4 separate regions of the Homo sapiens genome follow, and all the other regions are linked to region 3. A link is a contact called in ENCODE Hi-C or POLR2A ChIA-PET data. All regions are on one chromosome and are shown on one strand. Each heading gives the region's core, a stretch centred on a gene start or an enhancer-like site at or near the end of the contact. The rest is flanking DNA. Distances are from core to core; before and after follow the strand shown. Region 1 overlaps SLIT3 (slit guidance ligand 3). Region 2 overlaps SLIT3 (slit guidance ligand 3). Region 3 holds the start of PANK3 (pantothenate kinase 3). Region 4 holds the start of WWC1 (WW and C2 domain containing 1).

Region 1 (3,503 bases), core at 261-2,760, 450 kb before region 3:
TTGCTCACTGGGCCCCAGCCAGCTGTGTCTCCTCTGGATTTCTCAACCAGGACAAACACTTGCTGCATCATGCCAGACGGTGCTGTTCCATGCAGCAGGTGTGCCCTCCCAAGAAAATCTAGCTTCGGTGTAACCTCCATGAACTGTAATTCCCTGACCTCCTGTTTGGGTGAGACCCCACTCCTTGCTCTTTCATGCAACAAACAGATCTTTCCTGCATAGCTTTTATTACGATTTGGAATTATTTATTGGTAAGATTATCTGTTTCAGATCTATCAGAAGGCATCTTCTATGAGGGTAGAGGTGAAATCACCTCCATATTTTTTTTCTACCCCTCTAGTCCCAGACGCAAACACAGTACTTAGCACATAGTAACTCAACAAATATTTGTTGAATTAATGAACAGAATATGAAATGGCTGAGGGGTAACTTTCCTACTCTGAGGACAAAGTGCAGTTTTCACTGCCTACACTGATCACAAGCCAGGGAGTCTGAAATGCTTGCAAAAACTTCAAGGCTTCCCAGGGCCATCTGCAAGGATATTATCCTGAAGCCACTGCTTACACCTGACTAGTACGACTACTATGCTGGATACTCAAGACAGGAAATGAGGACCTGTCAGGGGCTTCTAAGTTGCTATTCAGGAGAGGAAAGCTTTTAGTTAAACCAGTGGTAGAATACCCTGAGCCCTGTCTGCCTCGCCTTTCCAAGAAGAAGCATGCAAGAGCCCGAGGGTCACAATTTTAAAACCACATATCTAATAGATAAATACAGAACCAGAAATTAGAAAGCCGTATTCTATTCCCAACCATACCACGTTCTACTTCCGAGCCAATAAGTTGCTTTTATTGGCCAAACTTCAGTTTTCTTACCATTAAATAGATGTAATATTGTTTATCCTCCTTAACTCATATGATTGTTTTGTGGATAAAATAAGACAAAGATGAAAATATTTTGAATAGGTAGAAGTACTTTACAGTATTATTTGAGCCTGAGTTACACAGATAGGGTTTCTTCTCCTTAGAGGCTTCAAAATTAAGGAAGATGCACTGATTTCCATAGATACAAAAACATTCCAAAGACATAAACACAGTGAAAGGACAAATGCATTATTCATTGGCATTATGGATTTAGGTGGGTGGTCAGAAAGAAACAGTGTTCTATAATAGATCTCCGCCTGCGGATCAGGAGTCCTGGGTTTGAACCTACCTTGTCATCCATTTACTAGCTGTGCCAGTTTGGTAGGTCACAAAATCTCTGAAAGCCTCAGTGGCCCCCATCTGTAAATTGAAGAGGGAGGGTGAGAGTGGGTGGGAAGTGGAGAAATAGTAATGATATTATGATAGTTTGGAGGATCAAATGAAAAGTGGACTAGGAAAGGCCTTTGGAAACAGTGAAGTGACTTAGCAATGCAAGGCATTAGTATTATCCAAGCATTTGTGTGTTTAGCCAAGGGGCAGTCAGAAAGTCGTCAGGGAAGGCTGCCCAGAATAGCAAAGAAGTATCAAGAATGACTTAAATAATAGCAGGGAGAGGGCAGGTCTAGTCAAAGAACAAGTTTCAGGGGAGGGTGCAGCCTAGGAGAGGGCAGGTTTCCAAGGGGCTGGCAGGACCCAGCCAAGGTGGTGGGTAGCTCCCCTCTTTCCAAAAGCTGAAGTGGTTCCTAAAAGCCCTGGATTACAAGGCAGAGGACAGCATTCAGGTGGGGAGAATGTGTTAAAAGGATCTCAAGTACACTCAAGGATGTTTGTTTTTGATTAGAAGATGAGGATTAACTGGATTAATGGAGCCTCATGAATGGAGAATGTGCAGATGCTAATTGCCCCTAAATTACAGTGGATTCCATTGGAATTGTGTATTCCTCTCCACAAACCCAACCACTGCCTGCCTGCTCTCTCCTTCCCTCCCTCCCCACACAATGCTAAAATGAATGTGTCATTGTAACTGAGATGAAAGGCCTTGAAATTGATTTTCTACTTCCTTCCAAGATCTCTTGTTTGCAAAACACAGGAAGATGTAAGTTACTAATCGAGTTCCAGTTTATTTCAAACAAACAAACAAAAAATGTATTCTAGGGATTCAGTTGCTGGAAGGCTTTTTCAAGCCCTCATTTCTTGCTTAGTTTCTCTGCCACACCAATTAACTTAGTGGTTCTCAAAGTTGAGTGCACACCAGAATTACCTGGAAACCCTGTTAAAACAGATTGCTGGGCCCCACCCCACAGTCTCTGATGCAGTAGGTCCGAGGAGAGGACCCAAAATTTGCATTTCTAACAAGTTCCCCCAATGACAGCTATAGTGCTGGCCCAGGGCCACCCTTTGAGAACAAATGAACTAGGAAAATATCAGAGTATTTTAAGGAATCTGGCTAACAAAAAGAGTGCAAACCTCAAAGTCCTGTGGCTATGTCTTCTCGGAGAAAGTGGTGCAATCACTCAGAATTCAACAAATACCTACTGTTTCCTAAGTCAGCTATGCATAGATTCTCTTGGATTTGGTGAAGCTTACGGATAGCTTATGGGATCAACTTGCTTTGCTATTGCATGGGAAATGCAGAAGAATTTGCAACTGGGGTGTTTTCTTCCTGGAGTCCCCACCCATTCCTCCTCCTATCTGGTTTGCACACCCCCTCTTCTGTTGATTATACATGTCAAGTGGTGTTTTCACAGCTCCACAGCCATCACACACCTCCAGACCCCTGAACACTCCCTTTGCCTTGAAGCCACCAATATATGTCCAGGCCTATTCTACATTTATTTATAGGTCACTTTTGTGCAAGGCCTGGGCTGCTTTTGCTAGTGTTGCCAAAATTTTGGAAAGCAGTGGAATCAACACATTTTGGGTTCTAGCTCTCACCTTGCCTCTAGGTTACCATGTGATTGTCGAAAAAATACTTAAACCTCTGGGTAGGATTTTACTCATCAATTAAAGAAGTTATTAGTCTAGCTAGCTTAGTGGTTCTTCTCCTTTTGGGGGAAATGAAAATGAAATGTATGGACCTCTTCCTAGGAAAGTGGACATGTGCAAATAAATGCAAAATATTGCTCACAATTGTTAGACTGCCTGAATAATAATATAGTAATAACAAGCAATGATGATTATAGCATTTATTAAGTGCCAACTATGTGCCAGGCACTGTACAAGGCACTTTACATGTGTTATATTTAATCCTTGCAAGAATCCTAGGAGGTCACAATGCCCAGTTTCTAGATGAGAAAACCGTGGCAAAGACAAGAGAATTCATCTCAGTTCACCCAGCTGGTAAGCGCACAATGGGATTTGTGGGAGCCTACACAGCCCTGAAGCTGACCAATGGTCCTCTGGGACATGTATGACCCTGAGTTAAGAGTAGACGCAGTTCTAGGTGATAGTTCAAGTCCCCCTGAGCTCTGAAGTACATAATTCACAGATTTTTTTTTTTTCCCATCACTAATAACCAAACATTTGGAGAAATAACCCCTGGCATTCTTAAGGCTTCTGTGCATCAGAGGTGGTCACAAGGTT
Region 2 (3,414 bases), core at 210-2,709, 300 kb before region 3:
TGACTAACTCAGGGTCAACCAGCTTTCTGGTGGTTGAACCCCAAAAGAACATTTTGCGTATATAAAGTGATATATCAGTCAGATCTCATGACACTAATTTTAAATGGATCCATTAACCAAAAAGAACATATTGTAGTGATGTATAACCAGAGCTGGACAGTTAATTGCTGACTATGTTTTTGATTGTTAAGAAAGTGAATAAATCCCACAATTGTTCTTAATAGTTGCTAGGGTTTCTCAGATTTTGTTTTACAGGGTCTCTTTTCCCCTCTTACAATATCTCTAACTACGCAAAGGCCTCAGGACTTGAAAGGTTCAAGATTCTACAAACCCAGACTCCTAAGTCACTCCAGCACCCACCATCAGACCACCCTCTAAGCCATGCAAATGTGTATTACTCAGGATCCTAAACTCAGTGAGGATCTTCTCTTTGTTTATACTCACTACTAGCAGCTGGGCTTGCGGGGAAGAAGGAAAGGGGAGTGAATTCACTGCCTAAAGGATGAATTAACCAAAAACACCTAAGGGGAATTGAATACTGTGTACCTCTAATCAGTTCAGTCAGCAGGCACTTGTCAGGCAGGACCCAAAGGCCCCAGAGGTACAATTCATGTTCTCCAGTAGCTTACAGTGTAACTGGGGACAAGAATCATGTACATACAAGAAAATGTTTAGTAAAGTACCAATCAACATGAAAGTTGGCTAATAAGTAGCTATACGTAATGAGGGGCTGTCAGAGCTCAGAAGGAACAGACAGCTTTAGGCAATGTAGCCTAGCGGTTAGAAGCATGGTTTTGGCGGTCTGATAGAAGTATGTATGAATTCCATGTGTTCTAGGTTCTTAGTCTGTGATGTTAAGTACATTACTTGACACTTCTAAGCCTATGTTTCCACTGTATAAAATGAGGATAATAGTTGGACTTACCTCCTAGGGTTTTTGTGGAGGTTAATAAAATAATGCATATGAATAACTTAGTCCTACGCTTGATGCATGAAAGGTATTTAGAAAGTTCTAACTACTGTTGCTGCTGTATTCCTTTGTTACAATAGTGAAGACTGTAGCTGGGCCTGAATGGTGGTTAGAATTCACAAAGTAATAAAGATAGTACGTGCAAAGTGTAAAGGCAAAACTGTATAAGATGTGTTTCCAGCAGAGACATCTCATGGGAGTGGAGGGATCTGGGGCAGAAGAGTGTGTGATTGGGTTAGAAAGAGAGGTGGAAGCCGGTTGCTGGAGAGCCTTGACTGCGAGGAGCATGGGCTTTAGATGTAGGCACTGAGAATGTGGATGGCTTTTGCCCTGGGACAGATCACGGTGAAAACATTTGTTCTGGAAGGGGAACCGGGGACAGGAGGAGGTGGCAGAAGGAAAGGTCGGGGCAGGAGATGAGGCTGTAGTCCAATGTGAGGGTTTAGGCTCGTATCTCTCTCTCACGCTGTCTCTTGGGAGAGAGAAGCAGGAAGTGGAGAAAGAGGCCAAAGTAAGCAGTCCCTGGGGACAAAATCAACAGAGCTTCGCAGTCAGTGAGTTGCTAGAGGCCATGGAAAAGGAAGTGAAAAACGATTAGTTCCAAGTTCAGACAATACAGAGAATGATGGCAAATTCTCATAATCATTCATTCACACTATTTTTTGAGTGCCTTCTAAGTGCTAGTTCTGGGGGAAACAGCAGGGAGTAAGATATATCAATATAAATCTGTGAGCTCTGTCTTCTTGGAGCTTCCACTTCACAGAAATGGGAAGTTCAGGAGGAGGAGCCAGGCTTGGAAGATCCTGAGTTGGGTTGTAATCACATTGGGTGTGAAGTGATGTCAAGTCTTCTGTCAGCATTGTGGACAGAGCATCTTCTCTGTGTGAGGAAGTTTGTGATCTGACATCCTGTCCAGTTCCTGCTGGTTGAAGGACTTTGCTAAAGCCACGCTATGTCTCTGGTCCTCAGCTTCCTTGGTTTTAATAAGAGGGAGTCAGACTAAATAATCTTACAGCCCAAGAGAAAAACTCATGTGAGTAATTAGAACTGTAGGACCTGAGCTGAGGAGCTGATGCTTCATGGAGGAGAAGCATCTGGACAGAGGTGATAATGAAGCTGTATGTTTAAATATGCATCGGCACATGGAAAATAAGAGACATTTAGCACAAATTAAATTTCTATAAAACCTGCTAAGGAAACACTCCTCCTCCTACCAGTCCTCAGTTATGGAGATTGTCTACCTTGTGAATGATAAATAGCAAATTTTAAATCTCAGAGATGCATATCCTTGTCATCAGCTTGTTTGAGAACCACTACCCAGCCCCCAAGCCTGCTCCACCACAGTGTGTGAGCTCAGGGAATTCACACCATTCCACTATTACCTTAAAGACTAGAAGATAAACTGCTGGCATATCCAGCTTCAAACTGCATGCTATGTAAAATGACAACCAGTTGGGCCTATGTGTAACACCATACGCTTTACTACACGGAGAAAATAAAAAACTATCTGGTTTAAAAAATAATTTTGTAGTTTTGACGTATATTTTCTTTGCTTGCGCTGACATTTCCCTTCAAGAAAGAAGAGGCTGTGGCCAGGTGTGGTGGCTCATGCCTGTAATCCCAGCATTTTGGGAGGCCAAGGCGGGTGGATCACCTGAGGTCAGGAATTCGAGACCAGCCTGGCCAACATGGTGAAACCCCATCTGTACTAAAAATACAAAAATTAGCTGGGTGTGGTGGCAGGCACTTATAATCCCAGCTACTCGGGAGACTGAGGCAAGAGAACTGTTTGAACCCAGTAGGCAGAGGTTGCGGTGAGCCAAGATCGCACCATTGCACTCCCGCCTGGGAGACGAGTGAAACTCAGTCTTAAAAAAAAAAAAAAAAGGAAGAAACTGTGATACCCACATTTTCCACATAAAATTAAGTTTTCATCAATGTGTATAAGTTGGTAAAAGTCAGCAGATAAAATTAGGCCTAGGCCTCTGCAACTAAGCTACCATCCATCAGTAACACACCCAACCATCTTTTGGACTTTCGCCATGGACACTTCTGTCTACCCGGGTTCCTTTTCTCACAGCCATGCCTGCAAACAGGAACAATAAAGTGACCAGAAGCTGCTACAGAGCAGAGTCCCTATTCACCTAAGCAAGTAGGCAAGCATGCAACTTTTATCAGAGCCCAGAGAAAGGACGCAGGCGGCCTCTGAGCCCTGTGGACCTGAGGAGCCACAAGCATGATGCTCTCAGTGAAGGGACTGGACGCCTGCCCCTCCAGACAGCAGAAGGAAGTCCCTAATTGCTTCCTGCTTCTCCAGAGAAGAGAGAGAACGTAATTATCTGGGGATGCCACTCTACGCAATTACTGAAAGCTGGTTTAATGGGCTGGTCTCATTCTCCACTACTTGCCTAGAAGGGCGGAAGGTGCTGTATTTAAAGAGAGAC
Region 3 (3,442 bases), core at 589-3,088:
AGCATGCTAATGCATTATAATCAGCATATAATGAGCAGTGAAGACGACCAGAGGTTCCTTTCATTGCTATCTTGATTTTGGTGGGATTTGGCCAGCTTCTTTACTGCATGCTGTTTTATCAGCAAGGTCTTTGTGACCTGTATCTTGTGCCAACCTCCTATCTCACCCTGCAACTAAGAATGCCTTAAACTCCTGGGAATGCAGCCCAGTAGATCTCCGCCTTATTTCATCCAATCCCTATTCAAGATGGAGTCGCTCTGGTAAATGCCTCTGACACAGTTGCTATTCACAAACTCTATCACATACAGCCTCAAATTCCTGGGCCTCCCACCTTAGTCTCCCAAATAGCCGGGACTGCAGACACACACCACTGCGCCCAGCAAGTTTTTTTAGTTTTTAATCATTGTATTTCAAAAAGTAGTTGGGAGGATTAAATTTAAATTTTAAAAGTAAGGCACTTTGCAAAGTGTCAGCCCTTGGTATGTACTCAATAAATGGTAGCTTGTGTCCTCTCCTGTCCTTCTTCACATCCCTTGGCTTATCATCTGCAAGAAGGGGCAGTAAGGCTCTTTGGTAAGCGGGTTTCTTTGACTGGAATGCCCAATCCTCTACTGCCAACCCTCTATCCATCTATTGTAAAAACTACAGAATTCCTGGCCATCTAACTGGGCAACAAAAGTGAAGGCCAAGAGAAGATACCCAATGCCATCTTCTCCCATTCCAGCTGGAGGACTAAGACTCTAGGAGGCAAGGGGAAAGGGTGTCCTGGCTTTACTGTGAGAACTGGAGCAACTAAATTTTCTTCTCTGGGAGTCAGTTTTCCCTTTAGAAGGAGAGAGCTGGGCTGGAGGGCCCCAGGGGAATATGGATCGGTGGCAAAAAGAATGCTCAGCAAGCAATTTAACTCCTCAGACCGTGCCCCATCTTCAAAATGAGTGACAATAAAATGAATAATTGCACGTGGTCCACAAGGCCCCTGAATTTAAGTAAATCACACAAAGTGCTTAGCAGAGTCCCATGAACATAACGCGTTCCATAGATGTTACCTCTATTCCTGCTATTGTCATCATTCCGACCCTAACATTCAAGGTGTCTCTATTAAGCAAAAGGATTCCTTTGTGAATAATTTTAATCCGCCAATGTACTCAAGGGTCTATCTTAAGCACAGCTCTAGAGCCCTGATTGTAGCGCTTTCCATGGCCTGACGACCAGCTTTCCTGTCTCAAGGGGAAATCTGAGAATGGCCGAACAGCCATGACAGTCCTCTCGAAGAGTTCATTCCCCCTTCTCTCCGCGACCTGCTGAGGTCTGAGCCCGACTTCCCCAGCACGCCCATCTCAGTCACCATTGGTCGCCTCCTCGCTGGCGTGACTAAGACCCAGCCCTCTTCTCGCTGGGACCACTCTGAGGCGATCTGCGGAAGCTGAGGGGCCTCGGAGGAGGGGCCGCGATGCATCTCGGGCTTTGTAGTCCACCTGCACAACTACAGCCAGAGAGCGGGGCCTCACGAACCGGAGAACTACAATCCCCAGCAGCCGGGCGGAAGCGGAGCGAGGGGGGGCTCGCGTCACGTGGGCGTTCGGCCTGGGCGGGCTATTTCTCAGTGCGGCGGCGGCGGCGGTGGCGGCGGCTCCGGGGACCGGGGCCTTTTGTTTGGAGCGGCTGCGGGGGGGCCCCGGAGCGGCGAGGCCGGCGGCCTTCCCCAGCTTGCTCGGTCCCGGCCACCCCTCGCGGGGGTGGGGGGCCGCCCCCTGGGCCGGGCATCTCCTCAGGCGCCGCCGCCCCGCCCTAGGCCGGCCCCGCCCGGCCTGAGGGGAGGAACCGGCCGGGCCTCGCCGCGCGGCCCAGCCACCTCCGGAGTCGCCGCCTCTGCTCTCAGTGCCCCGGATCGGAGGCCGTCCATCGCCCCTCGGGCCGACGCCATGAAGATCAAAGATGCCAAGAAACCCTGTAAGACGGGGGCTGGGGCCCGCCAGGTTGGGAGGGCACCCTTGGGCCCCGTCTGAAAGCCCCTTGGCTGGGCGGTCGGCTTCCAAGCCCGTCGCTCCTCGCCGGCGCTTCGTCCGGTATGGGGGCGGAGGGACCATTTGAGCCACGAGTTCGAGGCTTCCGTCCTCCCCATCCCCCTATTCATGCATGGTGAATGCCTGCCGCCCCCTAGCCTTTCCTCCCACTTTCTCTTCGAGATCTGGGAGGTGCCAGAGGGAATTTCTGATTCTGATTTTTGTCAAACCAGACTAGTCTCCTCTCCCAGCTCCCCCTGAATTCAGGTTGAAAAGAGGCGGTCGCGGCTGTCAGGTTGCGCTGGCGGCTTTTAGCACCTGTTTTTAGGGATTTCCGGGCTTCCTGCTTGTGTCCTTGAAATGCCGGTGGGTTCCTGGGAGTTGTCACTGTTGTTACAGTTGGAGCTTTCAAACGTACGTGCATGCAGTCTGCCAGTGTGTAATTGCTTTGGCTTGTTTTTGTTTAGAATATCAACTAGTTCATGTTTGTTTTAGAAAACGCAGATAAACAAGAAAGATAAAGTCACCCGTATTCCCCGCACCCGGAGCGAACCGCTATTAATATTATGGTGAATACCCGTAGATATTTTTCTATGCATGTACTTAAATTCTGACTATGCTTTTAGAAAGGTCGACTTTCATTTGCTTCCTTTTATGTTTAGTCTTTTAAAAACCTTTTATTCCAGTAATTGACTTATTTAATCACCCAGCCATTGTGATTGTCACTCTTTTTAAGTATAGCCTCCCAGAAGGACTAGGAACGTGGGGATTCATGCTCATCTTAGAGTCGTATTGATACTTTTGCTGTTTTTACAGTGTTTCATGTGATCTCTTTAACTGTTAAGAAATCCACAACTATAAAACAGGGCGCTGACACCTTCCCTGCCCGCCTATCGGGGTTCCTGTAAAACTCACCTGAGAGGCAACAAGCCAAAACCCTGTGAAAACTACAAATTCCTATATAACTGTAAGGTAATTTGGTCTTAACTTCACAGGTGAGGAAATTGAACTTAGCCCCAGAGTAACTTTTCCAAGCATGTACCAACCATGTGCTATGTGGTTCATAACTCTAAGGGGACTGACTCATAATACAGTGTTCTTTCTCTTGCACCCATAGAGCATTGTCTAAGTACTTTATCTGGTAGTTTCATCTGTTAATTAAAATTTTTAAAAAATTATTTATAACTGAATAGATCCTGTCATAGTTGTTCAAGAAATCTATAAAATAGTGATGTGAAGGCTTAAATGAAAAGTAATATAGAGAGACTTTAAATTTTCATTTGCTGAATTAAACTAATGCATCTTGAACAGGTGCAGTAATTAGAACACTTGGACATTTTCCCTCACGCATACGTTTTCTCTGCTTCTCTTAGAATTTCCATTTGGTGAACAGTGTATGACCAACTCAAATTCTGACTCTTGTGGTGGTGATTATTTTC
Region 4 (3,366 bases), core at 807-3,306, 290 kb after region 3:
TTTTAAATTCAGGGAAATGGTGGGCTCCCCCATCTGACAAACAGGGAAACTGAGGCTCAGAGGTTGAAGCAGCTTGCCTAAGAGATGCTCTCTAGCACTAAATATTTACCTTCCAGATTACATTCATGAGACATTCAGCATGGTGCTGAGTGTAGAGGAGGCATCCAGGAAGCGCTGAATGAACGAATGAATGAATGAATGAAAGTAAGTGCTCCCAGAAACTACCGAGAATCTCAACTCTCATTTTCTTTCCGCTTATATTCTTTTTTTGACCCACATCTTGCTACATACACTTCTGGGACACCTCCACCCCCACCACACAAGATGAAGAGTCCAAGAAATTCACCTTGGTTGCTTTACAGGGACCTGACCCCCAAGGTCACAGACAAGGTTTAAAGTCCGCATTCCCCAAGACACTCTGCCCACAGACCGTGTCAACAACATCGTGGTCCGGGGACTCTAGGACATACATGGAGAGGGTGAATGTATGTGTGTGTGTGCAGCATGTGAGCAAAGAAATGCCAAACAACCAGGAGAAAGTCTGGAGAGGTAAGAGCCACACCGAGCTATCTCAGGCTCCATCTGCCTCTGCACATTATCTCAACCTACAGCGGCCTGGTACCCACCAAGGTCAGGTCCCGCTGGTGCAGGGCTGAGGAGCCTCGCCGCCCCCTTCCCCGATCAGGGAAGAAAGAGAGGAGAAAGAGGCGAGGGGCAAGGCTTTCCGGGAGGCCTCTCACCTCCATCTCCATCCTAACAGCTTCCAAGTTGCTGCCAGATTCCTGGATAACCAGTCTCCCTCATCTGCCCTCCCCCGCTTCTTCACTTCCTCCCCACCCTCGGGTTCCAGGGCCCCCTGGCTGCCCCTGTGCTGTTCTCAGCAGCTTCCAAGGCACCTGTCAAAAAGCACACCTCAGGTTGCCTTCCTCTGCGCCGAGTGCCCTCTCTCCAGTGGTCTCCCACGGAATCCTGGGGTCTTGACCACCCCCTCTAACCGGACACTTCCCCATCCCCATCCGCCCACCCCCCACGCTGGGTGGAAGCCTCCCCGGGAAGACCCGGCTTCACCCGGCTAGGTCGCTCCCCCAACCCCCGCCCCCGCCCGACCTCTCTTCCTAAAGGGGGCGGGCGGGGCTAGAGCTTAAGGTCAAAACTCCGGGCAGGTGCCGGCTGGGGCCTAAGTCCTCCAACTGGGGATGGCGGTGGGGCAGCCTGGGCCAGCTCCCCGGCAGGCGCCTCCTCTCGGTGGCCCACTGAGGCGGGAGCAGCGCTCCAGAAGGTTGGGGGGAGCAGGGGGTGGCGAACTGAAGAGAGCTCAAGAGGCACGCAGAGCTCCCCTGCCCCCTCCCAGTCCCGGCCGGCGGCTCCAGGGGCAGGTGGGGGCCCAGGCGGGGGTGTGGGGGCACGGAGGAGGGTTCCAGGGTCCTACCTGTCCCGCGGGTCGATCCAGCTGGTGGTGCGGTTCGTGTGGTCTATGTAGTAGACCTTGCCGTCGAAGTCGCGCGCCTCCTCCCAGCCCTCCGGCAGGGGCAGCTCCGGCCGGGGCATCTTCCCAAGCGCTGCCGGCGCTCCCCCATGCAGCTCCCGGCCGCAGCGGGGGCTCAGCGGCTCCAGCCGGCCGCTCTTAGCCCGGGCGGCCGCCGAGGCACCATGATCCGGGGGGTGGCGCCCGCAGATGGGGGGCCCTAGTAGGGGCCGGCCGGGGTGGCGCCGCTGTCCATGCGGCCCTGCAGCCCCGACCCGGCGCCGCCCGCTCCTCCCGCCGCCGGCCTCTCACGCTGCCATGTGCGTCCGCAGCGGCGCGGTGCGAGCCCGGGTGCGCGCCCAGCCGGCCGGGCAGAGCGAGCCGAGCGCCGCCGCCGCCGCCGTCTGCCCTCCTCCGCCGCGCGGCGCGCTGCGCCCTCCACGCCGCCGCTGCCGCTGCCGCCTCCCTCCTCCCTGCAGCCGGGTGCCGTCCCTCCTCTCCGCTCCACCGCTCTGAGCTCGCCGGGTTTGTGACTTCTGCCTCCGCCAGGTGCGGCTCGGGCGGTGCAGGTAACCGCGCTGCCCCGGAAACGGGAGGCGGAGCGCCGGGCGCCTGGGTTCCCGGGTCCCCTCCCCGCGCGCAGCGCCTCGAGGGCGGGTCCTAGGGCCCGAGACGCGCCCCCTCGTGGGACAGTCCCAGCCGCCGGCCACCCTTACGCTGCCCCTGCCAGGGGAAGGAGAGACCGCCCCTCACCTGCGTCCCAGACCTAGGGGGCTGGGCCAAAAACCGCTCTGCCTGTACTTAAAACGCTCCTGTCTCTCTCCACCCGGAGTAGCCAGGCTCTCGGCACAGGTGGCCCCAAATCTTAAAAACTCCCTGCTTTTCTGTGGTGTAGAATCAGGAGTCAGGCAAGAAGTGGTTAAATGGAAACATTCTTGCGAATTGGGAAACATAAGTTTTCCAGGATCTCTGGTCCCTTCCCCCAACACAGGCACCATCTGTCTCCTTCTATTCAACTCTCCCTACGACGTTTCGCCCACCCTCCACCCTTCCCCACCATTTGGAAATGTAGCTGGCTCCCCTCAGGGTCCCTAAAATTAGGAGCGCTGTGGATCCGCTTTCCTGGGAGGACTTCCAGAGGGTGTCAGGGAAAACACTTTGTAAAAGTAATAGTAATGCCATTGTTATTGTTAGCTAAATTGAGGACTTACTTGTGACAGGCTGTGGCTAGCAGCTTCACAGGCTTTCTTTCCTGTGATACTTTGAGGTAGGTGTGTTATGGATTTGGGAGAAGTGGGGCTATGAAAAAGAAGAAAGTAAGCAAAGCAAAATTCCATCTTGAAAAATGTTCAAGAGAATAAAACAATCAGAGACACAATGTTTCTTGAGAAATTAAAAATGTAGAATTAGTGGGTGCGGTGGCTCACGCCTGTAATCCCAGCACTTTGGGAGGGTGAGGCAGACAGATTACCTGAGGTCAGGATTTCAGACCAGCCTGGCCAACATAGTGAACCCCATCTCTACTAAAAAATAATAATAATAAATTAGCTGGGCGTGGTGGTGCACGCCCGTAGTCCCAGCTACTCGGGAGGCTGAGGCATGAGAATCACTTCAACCTGGGAGGTGGAGGTTGCAGTGAGCCAAGATCGCACCACTGCACTCCAGCCTGGGCAACAAAGCGAGACTCTGTCTCAAATAAATAAATAAATAAATTTAAAATGTAGCATTAAATACAAAAAGCAAGCTAGCATGATTGAGTGAATGATCAACTGGCTGTTCACTTCCCCATCTCCTCTTACATCTGTGTACTGAGTGGGAATTTAACCCTTTTTTGCCCTCGGCATATGGCAGGAAGCTGGACTGGTCGAATGAAGCCCAGTTGGGTGTCTTCTCTTGCCTGA

The links. A loop is a pair of places that touch in the nucleus more often than their neighbours do. ChIA-PET counts read pairs that join two places held with the same protein, here RNA polymerase II (POLR2A). Pooled maps may share reads with other maps.
Region 1: a map of posterior cingulate gyrus shows a loop between it and region 3 (12-fold over the local background). The contact joins the enhancer-like site here to the promoter of PANK3 in region 3. A Hi-C loop is called at or near these places in 1 of 168 maps with a recorded cell type or tissue (posterior cingulate gyrus).
Region 2: a loop to region 3 is called in a pooled map, with 4 times the contacts of the local background. The contact joins the enhancer-like site here to the promoter of PANK3 in region 3. A Hi-C loop is called at or near these places in 1 of 37 single-sample maps with no recorded cell type and 4 of 50 pooled maps. POLR2A ChIA-PET finds 5 or more read pairs at or near these places in 1 of 52 experiments (SK-N-SH).
Region 4: a loop to region 3 is called in a map of GM12878, with 2.1 times the contacts of the local background. The contact joins the promoter of WWC1 here to the promoter of PANK3 in region 3. A Hi-C loop is called at or near these places in 5 of 168 maps with a recorded cell type or tissue (CD4-positive, alpha-beta memory T cell, GM12878, HCT116 and 2 more), 15 of 37 single-sample maps with no recorded cell type and 13 of 50 pooled maps. POLR2A ChIA-PET finds 5 or more read pairs at or near these places in 2 of 52 experiments (MCF 10A and WTC11).

Annotation. Positions count from the first base shown.
Region 1 is chr5:169,028,163-169,031,665 of GRCh38, reverse strand. All of the region lies in intron 4 of SLIT3 (slit guidance ligand 3), which reads left to right. It overlaps SLIT3-AS1 (SLIT3 antisense RNA 1), which reads right to left. Exons shown (of 5, transcript NR_109897.1): 3 at 1,210-1,280. Among named protein-coding and RNA genes, the nearest start is that of SLIT3-AS1, 17 kb to the right of the region's middle. Within about 2 kb of position 1,510, at least 3 of the 41 ENCODE cell types and tissues checked have a DNase peak (open chromatin) inside an H3K27ac peak, as active enhancers do.
Region 2 is chr5:168,878,161-168,881,574 of GRCh38, reverse strand. The region is part of intron 5 of SLIT3 (slit guidance ligand 3); the gene reads left to right. Among named protein-coding and RNA genes, the nearest start is that of MIR218-2, 110 kb to the right of the region's middle. Within about 2 kb of position 1,459, at least 3 of the 41 ENCODE cell types and tissues checked have a DNase peak (open chromatin) inside an H3K27ac peak, as active enhancers do.
Region 3 is chr5:168,577,764-168,581,205 of GRCh38, reverse strand. PANK3 (pantothenate kinase 3) reads left to right here and starts at 1,838. Exons shown (of 7, transcript NM_024594.4): 1 at 1,838-1,950. The coding sequence starts at 1,923. RefSeq lists a silencer at 1,561-1,890 and enhancers at 1,407-1,950, 2,041-2,110.
Region 4 is chr5:168,290,335-168,293,700 of GRCh38, reverse strand. WWC1 (WW and C2 domain containing 1) reads right to left here and starts at 2,056. Exons shown (of 23, transcript NM_015238.3): 1 at 1,430-2,056. The coding sequence starts at 1,548. RefSeq lists silencers at 1,244-1,663, 1,764-2,283.